3 separate regions of the Mus musculus genome follow, and all the other regions are linked to region 3. Evidence: chromatin loops called from intact Hi-C (ENCODE). Cell type or tissue: left cerebral cortex. All regions are shown on one strand.

Region 1 (8,000 bases), 200 kb before region 3:
CTAACAGTGAGTTCACGCAATAGACAGGAAGGAAGGAAAGAACTGAGGCTCCAAGGCAACAAAGCTCGGCTGTGTGTGTGTGTGTGTGTGTGTGTGTGTCTGTGTGTGTGTCTGTGTGTGTGTCTGTGTGTCTCTGTGTGTGCCTGTGTGTGTCTCTGTGTGTGTCTGTGTGTCTGTGTGGCAGAGATGGAGGGTTAAGGGATGGTGTTCAGACTAAGCAATTCAATGTGGGAAGAAGGAACATAGGGCTGGAAATAAGCCTAGAAAATTGGGGGGAAATGAACTAGGTCCCCCAAGCCTGAGGAACTGAGCTTAACCCTCAAGCCCCAGGTGGTAGAAGACGGACTCCAAGTTGTCTGATCCTCATAGGCAAGGCTGGCATTCACAGGGGTCACCCCCTCCCTCTCTTCCTTTCTCCCTCTCTACCTCTCCCTACCCCAAAAATGTAAAACTAAAAGGCTGTCTTAATGGAGCTGGAGAGATGGCTCAGTGGTTAAAAGCATTCCAGAAGACCTAGGTTCAATTCCCAGCACCGACATGAGCAGCTTACAAAATGCCTGCAATTCCAGTTTCTGACAGCAAGGCCCTCTTCTGGCCTCCGAAGGCACCAGGCACACTTGAAGTACACAGATAAACATGCAGACAGCACATACATAACCATAAACAGTTTAAAATTAATTAAAAAGAAAAAGTGGTTAAAAAACAAAACTAGAATTTACAGAGCAAATACTACATGGCAGGCACCACATTAAGCAGTAACGGCTTATTTATCTCATTCCAGCCCGTCAGCCTTGCACAATGGGCATGTTTGCCTGTTTATTTATAGAAGAAAGCAATCAAGATCTTTGGGAGCAATCAAAAGATTTGGACTAAAGGATCTTTGCACATGAATTTTATAGGAATAATTCTCAAACCTGTAGTTATGAATATGGGGTAAAAACAGTATCTTCTCCCCACCCATATGGAGCTGAGAGATCACTACAGTACGCCTTACTCAGCACTGATACAGACTGAGAATTCAGCCACAAGAAGGAAGGCTGGGGATGATGACACAGGGCAGCTTCAGGTACAAGGCTTGATGCATCCTATGTTATGAAATCAATTTCATGGAATAACATCCAATAGTTAATACCGTTACCATTCAGTGAGTTTCAAAATACAACACATAAAAAAAAATCTATTACGAAGAAAGCACAAGAGGAACACTCCTCCATTGCAAGCTGGTACAACCACTCTGGAAATCAGTCTTGCGGTTCCTCAGAAAACTGGAAATAGTACTAACTGAGGACCCAGCTATTCCACTCCTGGGCATTTACCCAGAAGATGCTCCAGCACATAACAAGGACACATGTTCCTCTATATTCATAGCAGCCTTATTTATAGTAGCCAGAAGCTGGAAACACCCAGATGTCCCTCAGCAAAGGAATGGATACAGAAAATGTGATACATTTACATAATGGAGTACTACTCAGCTATTAAAAACAATGACTTCGTGAAATTCACTGGCAAATGGATGGAACTAGAAAATACCATCCTGAGTGAGGTAAAATCATCCCACTCACAAAAGAACACACACAGTATGCACTCACTGATAAGTGGATATTAGGCAAAAAGCTCAGAATACCCACAATACAATTCACAGACCACATGAAGCTCAAAAAGAAGGAAGAGCAAAGTGTGGGTGCTTCAATCCTACTTAGAAGGGGGAGCAAAATACTCTCAGGAGGTAGAGGGTGGGCAAGAGGAACTTGAGAGAAAGAGAGGAGGGGGAGGGGGAGAAGGGGGCAGGATCAGGTATGGGAGAAGACAGGGGAGAAGTACAGAGGACCAGGAAATTGAAGAGAGGTGTTCAATGGGGCATGGGAAACTGGGGTAGCCACCGGAAAGTCCCAAAAGCCAGAAAAGCAAGAGACTCCCAGGACCCAGTGGGGGTGACATTAGCTGAAATACCCAACAAAGGGGAGAGAGAACCTGTTGAAATCATATCCAGAGGTTAAGCACAGCCCCCAATTGAGAGATGGGGGTCACCCACCCATCTCCAAAATTTTAACTCAGAATTGCTCCTGTCTAAAGGAAATACAGGGACAAAGAGTAGAGCAGAGATTGAAGGAAATGCCATCCAGAGACTGCCCTACCTGGAGATCCATCCCATGTACAGCCACCAAAATCCAGACACTATTGCTGATGCCAAGAAGTGCTTGCTGACAGGAGCATGATATAGCTGAGCCTGAGAGGCTCTGCCAGAGCCTAACCAATAGGGATGCGGATGCTTGCAGCCAACCATCAGAGTAAGCACAGGGTCCCCAATGAAGGAGTTAGGGGGAGAACTGTAGGAGCTGAAGGGGATTGCAACCCTATAGGAAGAACAACAATATCAACCAACCAGACTCCCCCTCCCCAACCCCCATAGCTCCCAGGGACTAAACCATCAACCAAAGAGTACACATGGAGGGACCCATGGCTCCAGCTGCTTATGTAGCAGAGGATGTCCTCATCTAGCATCAGTGGGAGGGGGAGGCCCTTGGTCCTGTGAAGGCTTGATGCCTTAGTGTAGGGGAATGCTAGGGCAGTGAGGAGGGAGTAGGTGGGTGGGTAGGGGAACACCCTCATAGAAGCAGCGGGAGGGGATGGGGGGGTTGCAGAGGGGAAACAGGGAAAGAGGTAAGATTTGAAATGTAAATAAATAAAATATCCAATTAAAAATACATTAAAATAAAATAAAGAAACAAGAATGCTTGTAGTGAGCAGTTAGTTATCTCTGGCAGGGCAGCATTAGGGAGGCAGAGGCAGTTGGATCTTTGAGTTTGAGTCCAGCCTGATCTGCAGTTTAAGTTCTAGGATAGCCAAGGCTGTTACATAGAGAAGTCCTGTCAAAAAGAGGGGGGGGGGGAGAGAGAAAGGAAGAAAGATTTCCTATGTATATACTGTAAATCCACTTGATTATACGTGCAGCGGGGCCCACTCTCTCTACCTCCTTCAAAGTCTGCCACCCCCACAGTCTTTCTCCCTGACTCTGAGACTTCTCTACTCTCCTGTCCCCTAGACCCTGACTAGAAATTCTAAGTAATCACTTTCGCTTTCCTCCCCTCCCCTCTCCCAACCCTCATTTTAAGATAAAGTCTCACACTGTAGCCCAGACTGGCCTAGAATTTGCACCAGTCCTCCTATCTCCAGCCTCAGAGTGTTGGGACACACCAAGCTTGATTTATTACAGAATTTCTTTAATGAGTGAAAAAAATTATATTATATATAGTTACTGTTTATAAGGGGGCAGAGGTGGCTTTAAACGTATGTCGTGTTTATGATAGAAAATATAAGAGAAAAATCAGCAAATAGCTCTACCCAACCCCATTTCACAGTAAGACATTTAGAGACAGATTTCTCTCTTGCGAGGGCTTGTCATATTATAGTTCAGACCTGCTTTATTCTCACAGAGCCTGACTCCTAGCAACCTCAACAAAGAAATCTTACTAGCTTCACTTTGCCTAGACCAAGTCCCCAAAAGGAAGTGGCCATAGTCCTATTCGAGGACAAGTGTGAGACACAGTGAAGCCATATTTTGTCATAAATGAACAGGTAAGAGGATAAAGTGAGCAGAATGAAGAATTTGCCTCAGAAGAAAATGTCTCTAGTTTGGGAAGAAACTGATGCTTGATGGGTCAGTTAAAGGCCGAGAGCAGAGTGACAAGTGATAAAATTTCTTTGTCTATTCTAGAATGGTCATTGGGTGATGGCTCTTCGTTCACAATCTGTTTGCTGGTCTCAGCTCTACTCTCCCATCCATGGGAACAGCCAGCTAGTTTTCCCGGGCCTCCCAGACTGTGATGTCACCAAGTGACCACCAGGGGGCAAACAGAGCCTGCACTGCCTCTTCCAAACAGTTCCTGGGAAGCCAAAGTCACTCAGAGCTCTGCTGGCATTTGAAATCATCAGAGGTTTCTAACCAAACCCCTTTGTTAAAAAGAAGAAAGCTAAGGTTTAAGGAGGGGAAGGACTCGGTCAAAGCTCTTTAGTGAATCATGTGAACTAGAAACCAATGCTTCTGACAACTCCAGCTCTACCATGTTCTTTCTGTCTCACTGCACTTCTGTTGACACAGGGTCTCACCACACAGCCCTTGCCAGCTTGGAACTCACTATGTAGACCAACTGGTGTCTAACTCACAGTGCCATCATTCCTAGCTAACACTTCTTTCATGTTTTCTACGTAACATGACTGATTTCCAGACTACGTTATAAGAGCAGGAGGCTGGGGAGCGTGTTTTGACCAACAGTATCTCCAGCACTTTCACTGCTGTCTTGCAGACTGCCTGTGCTGTATGCAATTTGAAGGATTCCTTAACAGTGGTGCAGATAAAACCATGTGGAGGTGCAAAGAAGGAAGCCACTACTAGGTGGGCACAGAACTGGATCCAAAGGAAGGATCTGAACTCAACCAAGAAAAAGGGAATTCCAAATGGAAGGGACAGGAGAGGAAGCCAGCACTTAGAGGCACAAAACTCCCTGCACAGGATGGAAAAGACAGATTCTGAGGAGCTGCCACATGTGTATCAGATTAGGGGGGAGAAGTAGAGAAGTTTGGGGTCAGCCGGTGACACGGCCATGTAATCTCAGGACTCAGGAGGTAGAGGAAGGAGGACTGCAAATTCAAGGACAGCCTAGGCACAGAACAAAGTCAATGCCAAGGAGATCCTGAAGGAAGGAAGAGGAGGAGAGGATGGGGGAAGACAGGATGAAAGGAAAAGGAAGGGAAGAGGGGATAGAGGGAAGGAGAAAAGGGGAGAAAGGAGGGAGGGAGCAAGGGTGGGTGGGAAGGGAGGAGGGAGGGAGGAAGGGAGAGGAAGGGAGGGGAGCAGGGGTGGGTGGGAGGTGAGGAGGGTTGGAAGCAGAGGAGAGAGGGGGAGGAGGGAGGGAGAACTCTTCCATCAGCTGTAGAGTTGCTGCTGTTCACGAATTCACTCAAGGAGCCACTGGACATGTTAGCAGAAGCAGGGGTGAGGGTGGGGTTGGAGAGATAGCTCAGTGGTTAAGAGCACTTGTTGCTCTTCCAGAAGACCGGGGTTCGATTTCTGGCACCTACATCAGGCAGCTTACAGCCACCTCAACTCTAGCTTCAGAGATCTAATCCCCTCTTCTGGTCTCTGAGGTCACTGCACACACAAACAGGACACAATTATGTTGGCACACACACATGCACAGAAGTAAAACTAAAACTGAAACTAGCTGGACATGATGGCATGCTCCTTCAATGGGTGCATTCAGGAGGTGGAACCAGGCAGCTCCCTGTGAGTTAGAGGTCAGCCTGGTCTACCTAGCCAGCCCCGGGACAACCAAGGCTACATGAAGACTCTGTCTCAAATAAAAGAAGCAGTGGCAGAGGTACTGGTGACAGTATTATACAATCAGATGTCTAGAATTTGGAGCCTTGAGTCTAAGCTTCCGGGTCCGTGTGAGTCAGATGCTGCCGGTGCGCATGCGTGCTAGCCTCCACAATTCCTCCTGTAACTCACTTTTCTCGGCACAGCGCCTCCTCGTGCATGAGGACTATTTGAAGATTCCTGAACTCACTGGGCTGTTCTCTAAGCACGGCTTGGTAAGTAGCAACCCCACTGAGTTCAAGCAACACAGTTCGAGAAGGGCCTGGACTGCCTGCACGCAGGGAATACTTAGTTTTTATGACCGGAAGCAGTGGTGTGTGCAGGTGAGCAGACCAAGCCAATTTTCTACACTAAACTACAAAAAAGGTTGTCCTAGGGATGAGGTGCAGTGAGCCCACCCATCAAGCCGAGGGAAACCTGGCTGTTATGGCGGCTGTTACAAAGTCTGGGAGAAGATATGAGAGAGGCAGCTGGATGAATGCTTTATCTTTTTTTTTAATCCACTCTTTAAGACTTTCATATGTGTATACAATTCATTTTGATCCTATCAAACCCCCCACTCTTCCTCCAACTTTTCCCAGACTCCCTTAGCCCCACCCCCATACCAACTTCATGTCTTCCTTCGTTAGCCTAACACAGCGGTTCTTAACCTGTAACAGATATCCTACATATCAGATATTTACATTATGATTCATAACAAAGGGTCGCAGCACCAGGAAGGTTGGGAACCTGGCTTACAAGTCTAGTCAGTGCGTGCACACAGAAGAACATGGAAGAATGTGCAGCCATTGGTGAGAGCATTGATGAAAGGGGCCTAGGATCCATCCTTTGTTTTATTAAGAAAACAATAAAACCCCAAGGTTATGCCGTCCCATCCACACACACCCCTAAGGTCCAGCTCATCCTGGAGTGTTCAAGATCATGGAAGTATTGGTGTAGGCGTTTTCTTACTTTATTGGGTTCTTCTGTCTCCACCTCCTTTCTAACCCTTATTCCACCCTAATCCCTTCCAACCCCCAACACTAGATAGGAGAAAAGAAGGTTAGAGGGGAAAATGGGTGTGGCCCTCTATAGGCGACTTCCTGCTGATTCAAGTCATCAGATTCCTTGGGGCAAGTCCAGTCTTTGTTATCAGGATGTCCAGCAACAGCCAACACACAGACCATCTCAGGACTCCACCTCCCCCCCCCCCCCCCCCGAGCACAAGACAATCTAAGTTAACAGCTGTGGACAAACTGGAGCAGCCCCATATCCCACACCTGGGATTAGAACGAAGACATTCACATAACTGGGTTTTTTAAAGAAACCACAATTCCCACTACATGATAGAGACAGATCATGTGTAAGACTTAGGTCAACTACTACTATGATTTTGTTAAATGGACTTAGCATCAAACTGCCCTTTAAAATCCTAGCTCTCTATCTATAGACTAGCAAGACTCTCAGACCGCATCGGAGAAGTTTCTTTTGTGTGGTGGATGGTGCTGAACACAGAAACTCACAACTGGTTACAATACAGAGAAGTAGTTGCGGAGTGTTCAGCTATAAACGGGACATCTGTATCCTTCCCTCTCCCCAATGCTCAGGGGCCACCACGGAATGGGGGTGGGGTGGAAAGATTGCAGGAGCCTGAGGTCAGGGAGGACCAGAGTGAAACAGTGTTTTCTGAACACAAGACCAGGGCACTCATGAACTCAGCTGCTGTGGCTGCCCGCACAACGTCCGCACAGCCAAGAGTCAGAGTGCGAAAGGGTTGGTGAGCCCAACGGAGGAGCTGAGAGCCCTTGATGGCATCTGGAGGGGGAAGGCAGTTTTTTAAAGGATGTAGCTTCCAGAAGGGGGACTGTGCTGCAGTGGATGTCCTATACTCAAATAAGGGACAGCGAAAGTTAGAATAGATGAGTTATTTAATTAAGAAAGAGAACATAAGGCTGGGATAGTGTGGGACATGGGGGGTTATCTGGGAGGAGTTAAGAGAAGGAGTTGGGATGAATATGATTAAAATACATTGTATAACATTATTTTAAAAACCAAAATATTTCTTCAAAAAGAATTATGGTGAATAAAAGATGCCAGGCTGGGGTGGTGGCTGCCTAGGAAGTGTTCTCAGTAAGAGCATGAGAACGAGAACTATAATTCAGATCCATGTAGTGACAGGTCCCCTTCCTCCCCCCCCCCAGCTCCCCCCATAATAGCACCACATCACACAAAGTCAGGGACTCCCCAGAACAAGCTGGCTGGCCAGCTTACACCAAACAGTGAGTTCTAGGTTCAGTGAGAAACCCTGTCTCAATACACACAGTGGAAAATGGTGGAGGACACCAGCCATCAACATCCAGCTTCCACATTCACACACACACACACAGACACACACACTCATGTTATTGCCCCTCCCAAACACACACACACTCACCCCACACACACTCACTTGCCCACACAGGCGAACACACATACACAATCAAGGCACACACATACACTCTCTCACACACACATACACTCATGTACACACAGCCACACACACATATACTCACATGCCCACACAGGTACATGTATACACATATGCACACACACACATGCACACACAGAGGCACACATACACAGAGGCACACACACTCATGCACAC
Region 2 (8,000 bases), 67 kb before region 3:
TGCATACACATTTACATACATGAACACACACAGTTCAAAAGACAGACAAAAGTAGTCAAAAGGCAGAGAAAGTAATATTCTTTCCTATTGACCCAGGTAGAAAGTCAGTTCTAACCTAAGAGTTAGTTCTATGAGAATTAAAACAAAGTGAACGTTTTCTTTAAGGGGCTGGCCACTGGGAGTCTGACCATGTCCCATGACTATACAGGCAACTCAGATTGGACTCATTTGTGTGTGTGTTGGACCTGGAAGGACTGGGAAATGAGTGTGAGTGGGGTGCATGATGTGAAAATTCCAAATAAACAATAAAAAGATGATGCTGAAAATAATAAATAAAAACAAAGTGAAAGAAAAATTCCAATATTATTAAAATTAGCAGTCAAATGAACTTACTGTTTGGCCTGGTTAACATGAACCCCTAGTGTATAGCTTAGCCACTTGTAAGTCACCTGAAACAAAAAACAATTTTTAAGGTTTTATTAGCTGATTCCAGAGTACAGATAAGTGCCAAGAGCCTGTTCCTAGGGACTCTTATTCTCGGATGGCTGTGTCCTGTAAACTACAGCAGATACCAACAAGAAAAAAACCATATGACAAGTAAGGCCAGGGTACTTACCTTACAAACACTAAGATGCTTCACAGACTGATCAATGCAAAAGAATCTACAAAGGTGGGTCAGAGAGATGGGCAGTGGGGAAAGGCACTTGCTACCACACCCTTAAGAACCTGGGTTTGGCCGGGCGGTGGTGGCACACGCCTTTAATCCCAGCATTTAGGAGGCTGAGGCAGGAGGATTTCTGAGTTCAAGGCCAGCCTGGTCTACAGAGTGAGTTCCCAGGACAGCCAAGGTTATACAGAGAAACCATGTCTCGAAAAACAAACAAACAAAAAGAGCCTGGGTTTGATTTGTTGGATTCGTACGGTGGAATGAGAGAACTGGTCCTCTGACATCCATAATTGTGACATAGCACAATTATGTGTGTGTGTGTGTGTGTGCGCGCGCGCACGCGCATGACACTAAACATAATAAGAAAAGTCTTAAGAGTCTACAAAGCCAAGCCAAAGATTATTTAGCTCAAACTCCTTGTCTTACTTAAAAGCTCTCTGACCCTCTTGTCTTTAAGAAGCTACCTAAAACTATCCTAAAATTTATCTAAAACCTAGCATTACTTGAAAGCACATAACCCAGGAACTTCTCAGTAAATTTGCAACTATTCAAATGTTAAGAGGAACAGGTGGTGTGGGAATCAAAAAAAAAAAAAAAGAGAGAGAGAAAAATGGATAAATGTAGTATGGGGTAATTTCAAGAACTAGGGGCATCGAGCCTCCATCCTTCCCTGACCCGGTATGTCTGTTGTTTCTTCCAAAGCTAAACGATGCACTCCCAATAAGAGGACTAATAAAGATTGGTCAGAGGCAGAGTGGCAGACAGAGGCAGAGGGGAAAGAGACAGACCTGGGATTCAAGAATTTATCTATCCAGCCCTAATGGCCCTTGACGCGTTTATACACGTCATTTGACCCTTGGCTAAATCCCACTTCTAGGGATAACACAAAAGCCTGGAGGACCCGGGAGGTGTGAGTCGGTGTACCAAACTGTGTCCATGGGCTCACAGCAGCAAAGGTCCATCACACCCAAGTCTCTTCATTTTTACGCTAGCCCGAGGAGGTGGGTCAAGCTGCTTTCAATATTTAAATTTCCAGGAAGAGGAAACTGTCTCTGGTGGGTAAAGCACCAGGCAGTCGCCTATGAAAGTCGGCCAGTCTCAACTGTCTTGAGGGGCCACCACCCGACAGAGCAGGGAAAGGAAGCCTCACGAACCCCGCTGGCTTCCCAGGCTCCACGCCCCCGGACCTCACAATCCCGCCCAAGGCCCCGGGGCTTGGGCGCGCGCCAGAAGCTCTGCCCGCAGGGCGTGTCTCCCTACGCGGGTTTCGCGGTGACCAGTGGCCACCTCAGCCGGTCCCCGAGAAGCCACAGGCACCGGGGGTCGCGACCCCTCGCCGACCGGGCAGGCCCAGTCCCCCGCACACCCGCCTCGCACGGCCCCGCCTTCCCCACCCCCGTGGTCCTAGCTCCTCACGATCTTGTTCTGGTCCGTGACGAACTCGTCTATGTTTTCTAGATACAGCTGTTCCGCCATGGTGGTGCGGCTTCGAGCCCCGCGCTCAACCCGCCCCAGCCGTAGCTCCCGCCGGCGGGAAACAGCTTCGCTCACTCTCGGGTCACAGGTCGTCTCCCAGGGCAACCAAGGCGCCGCGCTACGGCGGCGGGTGAGGGCCAAACTAGTGAGAGGCCAGCCAGGGCTGATGTAGGGGGAAGTTGGAGCGAGACCGACCGGAAGTGAGGCGCGAGCCCGTGGTTGTCGGTGTGCACCTGAGAACGTTGCGATTTCTCTGCTACCACAAGTAGACTGACTCATAACCTTATATTTCACCGCTGGGGGCGGGGGAGTGCTGTGGCCAAGAGTACACATGGAGCCTACATTGTAAAGGAGAGGGAGGAGGGGGAAGAGGGGGAGGAGGGGTGGCTTAAAAGAGTTGGTGTCAGGCGTGGTGGTGCAAAAGCAAGCAGATCTTTGTGAGCTGAAGACCACCCTGTTCTACCCATGGAGCTCCAACCTAGCCAGAGCTACCAAGTAAGAGTCACTAGATTAGGGACATGATCTTTGGGTCAACCAGGAGTTTCCCGGAAGATGTGAAAAGACTGGGGAAAAGAGCAGACGAGAAATCAAATCATTCTATTTGGCTGGAGTTATAAGTGAGACGATACACATAAAACCTTCAAGCTGTGCTCACCACGATCACACTAATAATAGCTGGTAACTGTGTTGTTACACGACAAACATATTGAGCAAGTGCTTTGAAAATGAAATTTCATTTAGTCTCATAGAAACCCAGCAAATGCATTGTGTGGTTTTCATAGAGAATCATAACAGATGCCTGTAAATAAACCCAAGATCATGTCAAAGAGATTACAGTTGTGTCTACAAATACACTGAAAGGTTTTAGGGTCAAAAACAAATCAGAGAAGAGTATCCCTTGGAATTTTCCCTCCCACGAATTAAGAGATGAAGAAAGTCTTTTAGTTTCATGTATATTCCCCAGATATATCACAATTACTTACTTACTGAGTAACTAGCATGTGGTGGGCATCTCTAGCAGTGACCCTAATCCTCAAGTAGTCTTGTTAGATTTTATTATCCCTTTATACACACACACACATACAAAAGATGAGGTCCCATCATTTCAAACCACCTTCATGTTGTTCATGGGAAGAGTGACTAGGAAACAACTGCAAGGACTTTGAGACAGGGTTTGTGTAAACAAAAACTATTTTAAGTATGATCTTGGGGCCAATGAGATAGCTCAGTGGGTAAAGTGCTTGCAGCACAGACCTGATGACCTGAGTTCAGTCCCAGGGAGCCACATAAAGATGGCAGGAGAGAACTGATTCCTTGGAGTCATCCTTTGGTCTCCACACACCATGGTACATGCAGGCCCATGTATATGCACAAAATAATTAATAAATAAAAATTCAAACTTACTGTATTCATAATGTCAGAACACCCACGTGTAATAGACTCTCAGCAAATGAATTTTGCTTGAAGTTTGGTTACAATGAAGGCATTGAGAGCTAAGTGAAAATACTGCTGAGAAAGAAGTAGAGCTCTGATGTGCCCACTGTGACTTACCATCACTGAATGGGCAGGGGCCATGTTAGACTTTGTATTTAAATATTCTCGTGTAATCTCGTCAACAATCTAGGATGTAAATATTACCTGTATACTAATATATAGATGTCAGATAACTTGAGTCTTTATCTCAGTTTTATAGAAACTGTCCAGAGTTAGGTAGTTTGCTCCAAGCCACATACATAGCAAGTATGTTTCCGTCCAGGTATGCTAAAATAATCGCCCACCGTCTCAAAGCTGGGCTTGCTTTGGTGGTAGCATTGGGCTGCCTTTTGTTCTCATCTTGGTTTTTTTGAGGTTTGGGTTTTTTCTTGTCTTCCAACTGTTTAACTTTTTACAGATCTATGTGATTTTTTACAGTTAGAGAAAACAGGAAAGGTGAAGCACCAAGCAATGGAAAATCAGTCCATTGTCTTATTCCAGATATCAGAAGGGCTTTCCATATTTTGAGACATGAAATGCAAATGAAGCTAACACACTTTTGCCTACACACACACACACACACACACACACACACACACACACACATGACTTTAGAGCAAGCAGAATTTTCACTCCCTCTGCCTTGAGGATAAAGCTTGATATCAGTGTGTCCTGCTGGGACACATCAATGTTGTCTAGAAGCCAGCACCAGCAATCAGCCCGACAGCCAAAGATGGCCAAACAAAACTTACGCATGTCAGTGTCACACGACACCAGCAGTGGGAGCCAGAGGACCAAGACTCGGCCTAAGGTTGTCATCAGCTGCAGAAGGCCAGCCTTCCCTTTCTCTTCCCCATCATCTCCACCATGGCAGCAGTGAGCACTGTGATTCTGTCAGGGACCAGAGTGGGAATAGATAGTGTTGGACAGGTTGAGGAACACGCTACCTACATGTAGTCGAGATCCCCAAACCCAGTTATCAGCAAGGGGGCAGGCCTTTGATAGGAAGGTTAACCCCACCCTGGGATCCAGGACTCAGACACAGGCCTTATTGATACAGATGTGACAGATGGATATTAATGAATTCGATACCTGTTGCCTATATACCAGGTCTTATATGACCTTATAGGAACACAACGTGGTCTTCATCGTAGAATTTACAGTCTGAGGTTACAATTGAAGGTTATGGTGCCAAAGGAGGTGACTAAACACAATTAAAAACAGAAAATAAGGAGATAACTTTGAACTTGGGTATCTGGGGCTAGATACCATGTCTTTTCACTGTAGGCAAAATATGTAAGAAATAAACCCAGAATATTGTCTTAGTATGCCTTAACAGCAGATAACAAGCCCACAGTTCCTTTTTGTCAAAAAGGTTCTTCTAGGGCTTGGAAGAAGGACCAGCAGTTAAGAGCACTGCCTTTTCCAGAAGACCTGGGTTAGAGTTTCAGCACCCTCATGGTGGTTCACAACTGGCTATAATTCCAGTTCCAGGTATTCTGATGCCCTCTTGTGGCCACTGTTGGCACTGCACAGAGGTGGTATACAGGCACACAAGCAGGCAAAGTATAAACACACACACACACACACACACACACACACACCCGCCTACAGCCTCTTTTAAAAAGTCCTTCTATGACAGTATGTGTTACACTTTGTATAAGCAATGTTGTGGCGTGTAAAGCCAGCAAAGCCAGGTCACATCAACTTCTGGACTGGAATCCAAAGGACAGTACGATAAGCCTCCAGGTACTTATTGTGAAAAACACATCAGTGTGTCAATGTAAAATCTGTTATCAAGCATAAGTGTGGAGAACACACAGTTGCTGGTTCTCTCTCACCTGCACCACCCCTCCTGTCTCTGATTTCACCCACGCCTGGGTCCAGTAGGCCATGTACCTCTTTTTTTTAAAAGATTTTGTTGTATTCTTTTTTGTTATTGTTTGCTTGCTTGTTTGTTTGTTTGTTTTGATATAGTGTCTTGCTGTGTAGCCTTGGCTGGTCTGGAACTCCCTATGTAGACCAGGCTGTTCTTGAACTCACAGAGCTCTATCTGGCTCTGCCTTCAAAGGCAAGGACTGGAGATATCTACCACTACACCCAGTTCTTATTTTACCTTTAATTGTATGTATATGTGTGTGTGTGTGTGTGTGTGTGTGTGTGTGTGTGTGTGTGTGTGTGTGTGTGCATGCACATGTGTACAGGTACCCACAGAGACCAGAACAGGACACCAGATCCCCTGAAGCTGGAGTTACTGGCAATAAGTTCTGGGACCCAATCTCAGTCCTCTGAGCCATCTCTCCAACCCCTCCCATGTGTATTTTAAATAATTAATTCAATCATTTATGAAGAAAAAAAAAACAGCCAGAAGCCTCCCTCCATTCCACTCTTGGATCTGCTTAAAATATTTTCCTTTGTTTCTTTCACTGGAGGGGAAGGGGGCGTGGCTTGGAGAGTGCTTTGGAAAAGACCACATTGTAAGAGAAAATAAGCAGGAATCCCCATTTGGACATGTCCAGCAGGCTCCGGACCATGCCTGTCCTCAGATACAGGCTTGGGTCAGTAACCTGACAGTTAGTTATACAGGGTAACAGGCAATGTGGAGGACTGAGGACAGACCAAAGCGCAGGGAAGACCAGCAGTTAAGGGACAGTGAAGAAAACCCCGAGAAAGGGAAGTAACAGGGTGGAAGATCCCTGGGGCTCTCACAAAAGAAGTGAGTTTGAATCCCCAAAAGTACCAGTGCCCCTTCTGGTGTCACTGTGGAAGGTCTGAGAGGAACAGGATGGGTTTGGTAATTAGAAGGCCACTGGGGACATCAGCCAAGGAGTGGGGCTGGACTGCTAGGGCTCTGTGAGGTGAAAGGTGAGGAAAATCAAGAAGACTTGGAGATGCCTCTGGCCAGTTAGCCAGGTGGAAATGAGCTGGGAGGGCCTGTGGAGGGTTATAGGGTTCCTAGCACATCTGCACCTCCCCTAGAGGAAATGCAGCGGGTGTCTCTAATTAGCAACTGTCTTTGACTGACTGGTTTTGTATCAGCTTGACCCAACCTAGAGTCAACTGAGAGGAAGGAACCTCAGTTGACAAAATGCCTCCATAAGATGCAGCTGTAAGGCCTTTTCTAAATTACTGATCATTAAGGGAGAGCAAGCTGATGAAACCATAGAAGCAAGCCAGTAAGCAGCACCCTCCATGGCCTTTGCATCAGCTCCTGCCTCCAGGTTTCAGCCCTTCTTGAGACCCTGTCCTGATTTCCGTCAATGATCTGCAAGCGTAAACCAAATAAACCATTTTCTCCCCAACTTGCTTTTTGGTCATGGTGTTTCCTCACAGCAATAGAAACCCTGACTAAGACAATCATGATAAGCATTCTGGGGGCACCTCCATGTAAGGCTGGGGTACCCAACTATTTGACATCATAATACATTTTCATCTGAAGAGTCCATGCTTGAAAAACAGTGTGGTCTAATTACAAGAAACACACAGAGAAAATCTCAATTTCCCTCTCTCTCTCCCTCCCTCCCTCTTCCCTCTTCTCTCTCTCTCTCTCTCTCACACACACACACACCAACAACAACAACAACAACAATAGCAACACTAACATCAACACCAAACCCCGCCTACTATTTTAAGTACGTTCATGATTTTGTGTATTGTGGCTGTCCTTGGTCCCCATGCTCAGTGGAGGGGTCTCAGTCAGAGCCTCCAGCTACAGGAACGAAAGGCTGAATCTGCAAGAGCGTTCAGCAGACTTGGTTCCCAGGGACTGGGCTATCCTCAAAAGGCCTTTTCATTCCAACCCCAGCCCCCACTTAGCCATAGCCCTGGGGTGGGCCCTTAGCAAATATTTGTTGACAGATAACTGAATGATGGAAGGGTGAGGTTGAATTGCGTATTGTTGGGCTCTATAATCCCTTTTGTTGAACTATAGAATATCGTTTGTGGAAGGCGTTGTTTCCTTGTCCTTCCACCACTGAAATTCTTTTATGGTCTTTTATCAGAGTGACCATTATTGATAAGCTGCCTCGGGAAATCCAGCTCATTTGAAGGGCCTGGTGATCAGATAGGCAGGAAGATGCATGGCCAAAGGGAGCACAGTTGGGACCAAATCCAGGTCCTAAGCTGGCTTGAGTTCTTCAAGGCACACTGATGCTAGAGACCCCAGAGGATTGTCTCAAACATCCCTTACACACACGCACACCCTTTGCATGACACTGTGAGGGCTGGAGACAGCTCAAAGGTTAACAGCAGATACTGCTCTTACAGAGGACCTAGATTTGGTTCCCAGCACCCACATCAAATGGCTCAGAACCAACTGCAACTCCAACCCCAAGGGATACAGTGCCCTCTTCTGGCCTTTATGGATATCTGCACTCACATGCAT
Region 3 (8,000 bases):
CCAGGTCCTGGACTTGGAACCACTCACTGCTGTGTCTGATTTCCATCGAAGGGGTCTCTGTGTGCCTCCCAGAAGGCCTCACTGAAACATATATATTTGCATTTAGCAATCTTTCAAAGGATTTTTGACAGCAGTTATCTCAGTGGCATAGGATTACAGGTGGTCTTCCCTTCCACGTCAGTGGGGCGTGTCATACTTGACTTATATGACCCAGCATACCATAGCTGCATTCTAAGGGGCAGGAAAGATGCTTCTCCCTTGAGACAGGAAAGCCAACTGCTTCTCTATTAGTGCACAGGCTACTCCTGCAGAGGACCCAGGGTTGGTTCCTAGCTCTCGTGTAATGGCTCACAACCATCCAGTGTCCTCTTCTGGCCTCTGAGGGCACCAGGCATGCATATGACACACAGACATACATGCAGGCAAACATCCACAAACACAAACCAGAAATAAATAAATCTTTACAAAACAGTAAAATAAATGATTCCGTGTTCCTTGAAAGCTCAAAAGAGCACATCTTGCCATGAGCAGTCATGTTGGATCTCTGAAAACGTATTCTGGGCCCATGTTCTGAGCTCTTCTTCATCTCTTCTTGAGAGGGAAGAGGTGACTTCCTTAAGGACATCAGACAAGGCAAGACAACAGACTCTGAAGTCTACAGCCAATGGGATTTTAGAGGTTATCCACCCTAAAAATCCAAGTAAAATGTTCACTGCTATCAAATAAGGTAAGAAGCGGTCAGGTGAAGAAAGCTGTGTCTTTGAGAAATAAGATTAACTTGTTCAGCAGTGGTCAGAGAATGGTAGGACAGAACTGAGCTTTGAATTGTAGAAGAAAGCAGCAGACTGAATGGAGAAAGTAAGACAAGGGGAGCTTGGAGCAGAGGCATTCAGACACACTATTCTTGGAACCTGGAGAGAAGGAAGAAAACTGGCCCGTGCGGTTGCTCTATGACTCCAGTGTCCACGTTTGTGGAGGAGGCTCAGCACACACACTCAGCAGGATAATTCCAGTTCCTTTACTTGCAAGTTACAGAAACCCGATGTATATTAACACGAGCGCAGGGGAGACTAAGAATACAGCCTAGCTCATGGCTCAAACAGGCCCTGCAGAGATGAAGCAGCTCGAGGGACCTCAGGACCAGGAACTATGAATTCACAAAGAAGGAATGCTGTATGTCTCACTACTGAGGGTCTGATTAAACAAAATTCTAGAACTCTAAGGCGTAGATGTAGCATCCTAATATGCTCTGATGAAGGCATTCCTCTCAGCTCTCTGTCAAACTGACCCCAGAGGTAGCTGTCGCATGATAGTGAGACATCACTCAGCCCACCAGATCGCTGTCTGCATTCGTTCTGCCCTCTGCTGGCCAAATCTCAGAACATCATCTTGACTCTCAAAGCAAAATTTGAGACTCATTTATGGACCAGATATATTTATTGCGTACATACTATACTGTAAGCGTTGCCAAAACATGATGTCATGCATAAGTTAGCAAGCAATCCATGAGGGCATCTGCATTATAGCAGACACCGGCCTATGGATTTACATGTCTTTAATTCAGGTGTTAATGTCTCACAATAGTATAACATAGTAGGTATTCCCTATAATTGTTTCAAAAAAGCTCACTTATGCTTGACCAAGTGTCTTCAGAACAAACCACTTAATCATGCCCGTGGCATGCACAGGCCAAATCTGAGATTCCCCAGGACTAATTGAGAAAGTCATTTTGAGAGCAAAGGGTTGAGACCAGTGATGTTAGAAGGAGACCCCAAGACAGATGTTTCCTGGTGAGGGATGCTTGGCAGGAAAACCATGCAAGGGACAGAATGAACTGCACAGGGGAGGGAAAGAGCCTAACAAAGCGCATCTCAGGGTGTGCCTAGCCTTGGTCTGATGCACAGGGAACTGTCATACGTGGCTGGGACACAAAGTATCTGCAAAATATACACTCTTTTGAGGTAAGGGGACCCGTTAGTTCATCATCGTAAGTCATGCAGCTCAAATGGGAAGACTAGAGGAGGAGGTGAGGGGGTTCTGGTCAGAGGAGGAAAGTTCTGTGGAGAGGGCCGGCAGCCATGAGCTACTGCAGGAGAGCACAGTGAGAAACAAGCTCACCGGGATGTGCTCTTGGTTGAATTAGCAACAGGGTAGTTCCTAGGGAAGGGTCTAATGTTTGCTGCTGAGTTAGTTCTACCTTTTGTGGCTTCCCTTTTTTACCATGTTAGGCCTGCTGGCGATTAGAGAGATACTCCCTCCAACACCCAAGCATGCTCACATTTGCTTGAGGACCAGTCTCTGGGGAAGGGGCAACGCTAAGCTGATGACATAACCACTCCCCAAAGATGAAGAGTTTTCACCAGCATCCATCACAGCTGTGCTAGCTGGGAAACAGGAGCAGAGTGTCCCATCTTAAAGGAGTCTTCAAGTTTCAGAGACAAGATGGAGATTGGGTGGGATGGTTCATGTTTGCCATCTTAGCACTTGGGAGGTAAGGTAGGAGGATCAGGAGTTCAAGACCATCCACAGCTGCTTAGTAAGTTCAAAGTCACCTTAGGTTACAATAACAGGGGTAAGGGGAAGGACACATGAAATAAAAAACAAAAGTATAATAGCACTAACTAGAAGCATAGAAAGTAGGAGAGACAGATAATAATGTGAAGGTCAAAAGAGGAAAAGGAGCTGGGCGGGAGTGGCACATGCCTTTACTCCTTTATTCTGCACTCAGGAGGCAGAGGAAGATGTAGCTCTGTGAGTTCGAGGCCAGCCTGATCCACAGAGTGAGTTCTAGGAGAGCCAGGGCTACACAGAGAAACCCTGTCTTGAAAAATAAACAAAATACAAAAAAGAGGAGAAAGGATGCCTGTGAGAGAAAGGATGCTCTCAGGGAAGCTCTTGCCTTTGAAAGAGGCTGGGCTTGGCTGCAGGTATTTGCAATCTCAGCACCTGGGGAGGGGAGACAAGTAGATCCCCAGGATTCAATGGCCATCTAGTCTAGCCTCCTTGGAAAGCACCAGGCCAATAAGAGATTGTATCTAATAAAACAAGAAAGCTGAAAAACAGCAGCCAGAATTACCCTCTGGCCTCCAGCTGCACATACACAAATATGTACATGCATATACCAAAGAAGGAGGAAAAGGAAGTATTTGTGGATGGTTCTGGAAGTTGAGGTTAAAGAATTAGAAAGACTTGATTAGGAGGTGCAATCGAGTATGGTCCACCGGTGGTAACCAGAGTAGGCTGATGGTGCTGCTGCAGTCTGTTGTTCGGTGACATCCAGTGACTCCAGCCAGCTTTAACATGTATTCCTCAGAGTCTTTCTGTTGTTGATTTTGTGCTCAGTGAGGAGAAACAGAGAATAGGAGTCCAGGGCCAGAGGTTTACTCTAAAACACACATGGCAAAAAGCTGCATACATTTCTTTTGCTTAGACCCTTTTACAAGGACTTATCCTCCAACAGGCTGCAAGGGAAGCTGATACAGGAGGTCTGTCTGGCTACTCATGTCCCAGCCACTGTCGACTACTTTTGAATAGGCGAGCATACGTTGGTGGACAGCTAGTAGTCTTGAGTCCACCCTTCTTTCTCAGACACAACTGGTCAAAATCAAAACACTTATAACGTTGCCAGAAGGAAGAAATGTTGCCACTTTAATTGGAGCTTCTCAGATGGCAATTATGGAACCCTTAGGAACATAAATAAATCTGTCTTGTGAATGGGACTTTGAGATGTTTGATCTCCCCCTGACCCTCACAATGGCACCAATGAGTCTGGTCTCTGTTCTCATTGGGATCGTAATATTAACATATCAGTGTAAGCCCAGGAGGCACAGACAAAGCAAGGCTTTCAGAGCCAGCCCTTTATGGAAAAAGATTATTCTTTCAAGTGCTCCTGAGGATCCTGAACATGATCTGCCTGATGAAATCAGAGAAGACGTTTGTAGCAGTGGCTAACTCGTGACAGAGAGTAAGCTCCTGGGGGGTAAAGGAATCAGAGGTTAGTCAAGAGGAAAGAAGCGGGTATGTGATGAACAACTGCATCCTTTGGTACACACTGCTGTGAGTCAAGGGATGCCTCTTCCTGGGGGACCCTGACAACCAGTGATGAACTAATAAGATGGTCTAACCCCATCACCTTAGCTTGGGATAGCTCCGAGCAGCCATGTCAGTTCCAGAACTCCAGGGTCAGCCATGATTTCCATCACAACCATACTGAGTTAGCTTTTGTCATCTGCTCACTCCTGCATCCTTACTTCTTTACCCCCATCTTCCCAAAGTGTTCCCCCCCAAATCTTCTGTATACAATTCTCCATTTCCAAGGAGTCAATGTCTGCTCAAGAACCACATTAACACTGAGCAGATTCCAAAGTTGTTGTCCATTAGATCAGAGGAATGGGGTGATAATAGTGAAGGAGGCAGTTACTGGTTCCAGCAAACAAAAATAAAACAAACAAACAAAAAAAGAGACTAGCAATGCAGCGCTGACTAGAAAGAAGTAGCCGCTAGATGGCGCAGCCCCATAGAGCAGCGCTTCCTTCACAGTGTAGAATATTGCCTTAGATATGGCAGACACTCAACACTCTAAGAAGGGGGGAAGTGTTGGCTCATCATTTATGTCCTTGTTTTTCTATTTACATATTCTAGGAACACAAGTGTCATAACCTGTTTCAACACCTTAATACCACACCCTCTGTGCCATAACATATTCTCAACTGATCTCTACACGCGATCCCCCAAGTCTGTTTTGTTTTTCTACCTGCCACAGTCGTTGTTGCCACGGGGATACTAATGATTGGAACATGCGGAATTCCAAACAGTTGCTATGATTCTCACCTAAAAACTGAAGAGAATGAGTAATAAATCCATGGCACCCTCCCTCTTCCCCCTCCCCTCTGTTTTCCTATCTGACATAATAGCATTGGTTGTGAAATATAATGTCTCAGGGAAAGTAGTCATGGAAACCGGCAAAGAAGATGAAGAGTTTGAGAAAGACGCATAACTCAGTCAATCAATCAATTCTCTTGTTCTGGAGTTAATAAAAAGAAATATTTTCTACTTGGAAAAACATTTAGTCTTTTGAAGGTTAGAGGGTTTTCCTTACCTCAGGGGGAACATACTTGGAAGTGTCTTTTTCCATTGTATAAACTTCTAAAGAAGAGTTTGTTTGTCTAGGGGAGGAACCCTTCAAGAATTACACGGAAGAGAGATGGGTTCTACAAAACTAGGAAGATGAATGGGTAATGGGGAACTGTGTTTGGCCCCTCCCAGTCTCTCTGGCAGTGATGACTGCAAAGTCATCCCCAAAGAATAGACACCAAGCCTCAGGGTTGGTTCTTATTCTGTCAGGTCCATACCTGCTTGGACAATGAGTATCTTCAATGTAACTTCAGTGGACCAAAGACAGTCCTCCAGGTTTTCCATGGTTTCCAGTGTTCCAAGGTCTCTCACTCTCTGCATCATGTCTGGCCGATGGATCTCTGTATTTGTTCTCATCTGCTGCAGAAGGAAGTCTCTCTGGTGAGAGCTAAATGAGGCACTGATCTATGAGTATAGAGAAATATCATTAAGGAGTCATTTTATTGCCATGCTTTGGTTTGGCTTGGGTTTTTTGTTTTTGTTTTAGAACAGTAGTTTTTTGTTTACCACTAATTCCCTGGGCTAGTCTCGGGTTCTTGGTTACCCAAGCAGTGTCAGATATGGGTTCTATTTTGTGGTGTGGGTCTTAAGTCAAATCAGCTATTGATTGGCTACTCCCACAAGCTTTGTACCACCATTGCCCTAGCATATCTTACAGGTAAGACACCACGGTAGATAAAAAGTCTGTGGCTGGGCTGGTGTTTGCATTTCTCTTTTGGTAGTGGGCAGAATAGCTTCGTGTACCAAAGACGCTAGAACATAGAATGTAAGCAGGAACTCACCTGGGTGGTTTGTTTTCGTGATATCTAGTTTCTTGAGTTCTTTATATTTTGGATATTAGCCCTCTAATGGATGTATAGTTGGAGAAACGTTTCCCTATTCTGTAGGCTGCCACTTTGTCTGAATGACGGTGTCCTTTGCTTTCCAGAAGCCTCTCAGTATTATGAGACCCCATTTATTAGTTGTTGATTTTAGTGCCTGTGTTAATGGTGTTATGTTCAGAAAGTCTTTTCTTTTGCTAAGGAGTTCAAGGTTATTGCCCAGTTTCTCTTCTATAAGGTTCAGTGTATTCAGTTTTATGCTGAGGTCTTTGGTCCATTTGGAGTTGAGTTCTGTGCAGGGTGGTAAGTATGGATCTATTTGGATTTTTCTATATGCAGCTGTGCAGTTTGTCCAGCACCATTTGTTGAAGATTCTGTCTTTTTTCCAGTGTGTATTTCTGGCTTCTTTATCAAGAATCTGGTGTGCATAGGTGTGTAGATTTATGTGTAGGTCTTCAATTAGATTCCATTTAACAGCATGTCTGCTTTTGTGCCAATACCATATGTAATTGTTATTACTATAGATCTCTAGTCCAGCTTTGAAATTGAGAGTGTTGATTCTGACTTTTGGCTACTTTATTGGGTTCTTTTTCTTACCACCCCTTTTCACCCTTCCAACCCCTCAACACTAGGTAGGAAAGAAAGAAGGCTAGAGGGAAAAGGAAGTTCAATCTTGTTAGATTACTTCCTGCTGATTGGGGGCATTGATTTCCTTGGGGCAAGTCCAATCTTCCAAGTCAGGATATACAATTTCTTCTCTATTTCTTTGCTTACGACCACTTGACAAACCACAGCAGCAGGAGAATTTGCAGCCACCTCAGCCTCTTGAGACTCTGGCATTTTTATACCCTCTGAAAAGTGCCAGAATTCCAAGCATAAGCTATCTTTAGTTGGCAAAACCACATCCCTGTCAGAGCATGAGACAAATCATGGCTGCTATGAACAATCTGAAGCATCCTCATATCCCACATCTTGGATTAAAACAAAAATGTAATCACATAACATTTTTGTGTTTTTAAAGAAACCAAAATTCTCACTACAGGTAATAACTCCAGCAGTTCTTTTAGTCTTCAGGTTTGCTTTAGCTATGCTGGGTTTTTGTTTTTCCACGTGAAGCTGAAAATTGTCCTTTTAAGATCTCTGAAGAATTGTATTGAAATTTTGATGGGGATTGCGTTGACTTTGAAGATTCTTTTTTGGTAGGATGGCTATTTTACTATATTAATCCTACTGATCCATGAGCATGGGAGATCTTTCCACCTTCTGATATATTTTTCAATGTTTTAGAAAGTTTTTATCCTACAAATATTTTGCTTATTTGGTTGGAGTTGCCACAAGATATATATATAAACAAGCCTCAAATAATATATATATATATACTATTTGAGGCTTGTTTCCCTGATTTCTTTCTCAGTCCATTTGTCATTTGTACATAGGAGGGCTACTGATTTTTGTGAGTTAATTATCTATCCAGCTACTTTTCTGAAAAGTGTTTATCAGTTGTAAAAGTTTCCCAGTGGAATTTTTAGAGTCCTGTATATATATATACTACCACATCACCTGCAAATAAAGATGCATTGCCTTCTTTCCAATTTGCATCCCCTGGATTCCCTTCAGTTGTCTTATAGCTCTAGTTAAGACTTAAAGTACTATATTAAGTAAATAAAGAATTGATTAATGTTCCTTCTGTTTCTATTTTGTGGGATAATTTGAGGAATATTAGTATTAACTCTTCTCTGAAAGTCTGGTAGAATTCTGTGCTAAAACCATCTAACCCTGGGCTTTTGATGTTGTTATTGTGAGACTTTTAATGACTATTTCTATTTCATTAGGAGTTATAGGTCTGTTTAAGTTTCTTATCTGATCTTGATTTAACTTTGATAAGGGATGTATATTGAGAAAATTATCCATTTCTTTTAAATTCTCAATTTGCTTGAATACAGATTTTTTTTTTTAACCAAAGACCTCAAGATTCTCTGGATTTCTTCAGTGTCTGTTACTATGTCCCTTTTTCATCTCTGATTATGTTAATTTGTACAGTCTCTC

What was found. A loop is a pair of places that touch in the nucleus more often than their neighbours do. Peaks named below come from ENCODE experiments on the same cell type or tissue, not always from the same donor. Only the 100,000 strongest peaks of a DNase experiment are listed, where the experiment ranks them.
Region 1: it touches region 3 in a loop (4-fold over the local background); 11 of 42 quality-filtered maps call a loop at or near these places.
Region 2: a loop joins it to region 3, with 11 times the contacts of the local background. A loop is called at or near these places in 18 of 42 quality-filtered maps.

What each region holds. Positions count from the first base shown.
Region 1 is chr7:99,985,092-99,993,091 of GRCm38, forward strand. No RefSeq gene overlaps it. Among named protein-coding and RNA genes, the nearest start is that of Rnf169, 8.6 kb to the left of the region's middle. In left cerebral cortex, CTCF peaks have their summits at 580 (motif pointing left), 3,839 (motif pointing right) and 5,524; DNase peaks (open chromatin) are centred at 1,339, 3,845 and 5,507.
Region 2 is chr7:100,119,281-100,127,280 of GRCm38, forward strand. It overlaps Pold3 (polymerase (DNA-directed), delta 3, accessory subunit), which reads right to left and starts at 2,220. Exons shown (of 12, transcript NM_133692.2): 1 at 2,084-2,220; 2 at 394-449. The coding sequence starts at 2,143. In left cerebral cortex, CTCF peaks have their summits at 4,408, 5,132 (motif pointing left) and 7,999 (motif pointing left); DNase peaks (open chromatin) are centred at 1,652, 1,923, 2,284, 4,392 and 1 more place; H3K4me3 peaks cover 1,713 bases; H3K27ac peaks cover 1,351 bases.
Region 3 is chr7:100,186,462-100,194,461 of GRCm38, forward strand. Gm45994 (a long non-coding RNA gene) reads right to left here and starts at 6,205. Exons shown (of 3, transcript XR_001778232.1): 1 at 5,916-6,205; 2 at 5,352-5,538; 3 at 2,800-3,972. In left cerebral cortex, CTCF peaks have their summits at 1,361 (motif pointing left) and 4,504 (motif pointing right); DNase peaks (open chromatin) are centred at 1,365 and 4,536; H3K4me3 peaks cover 351 bases.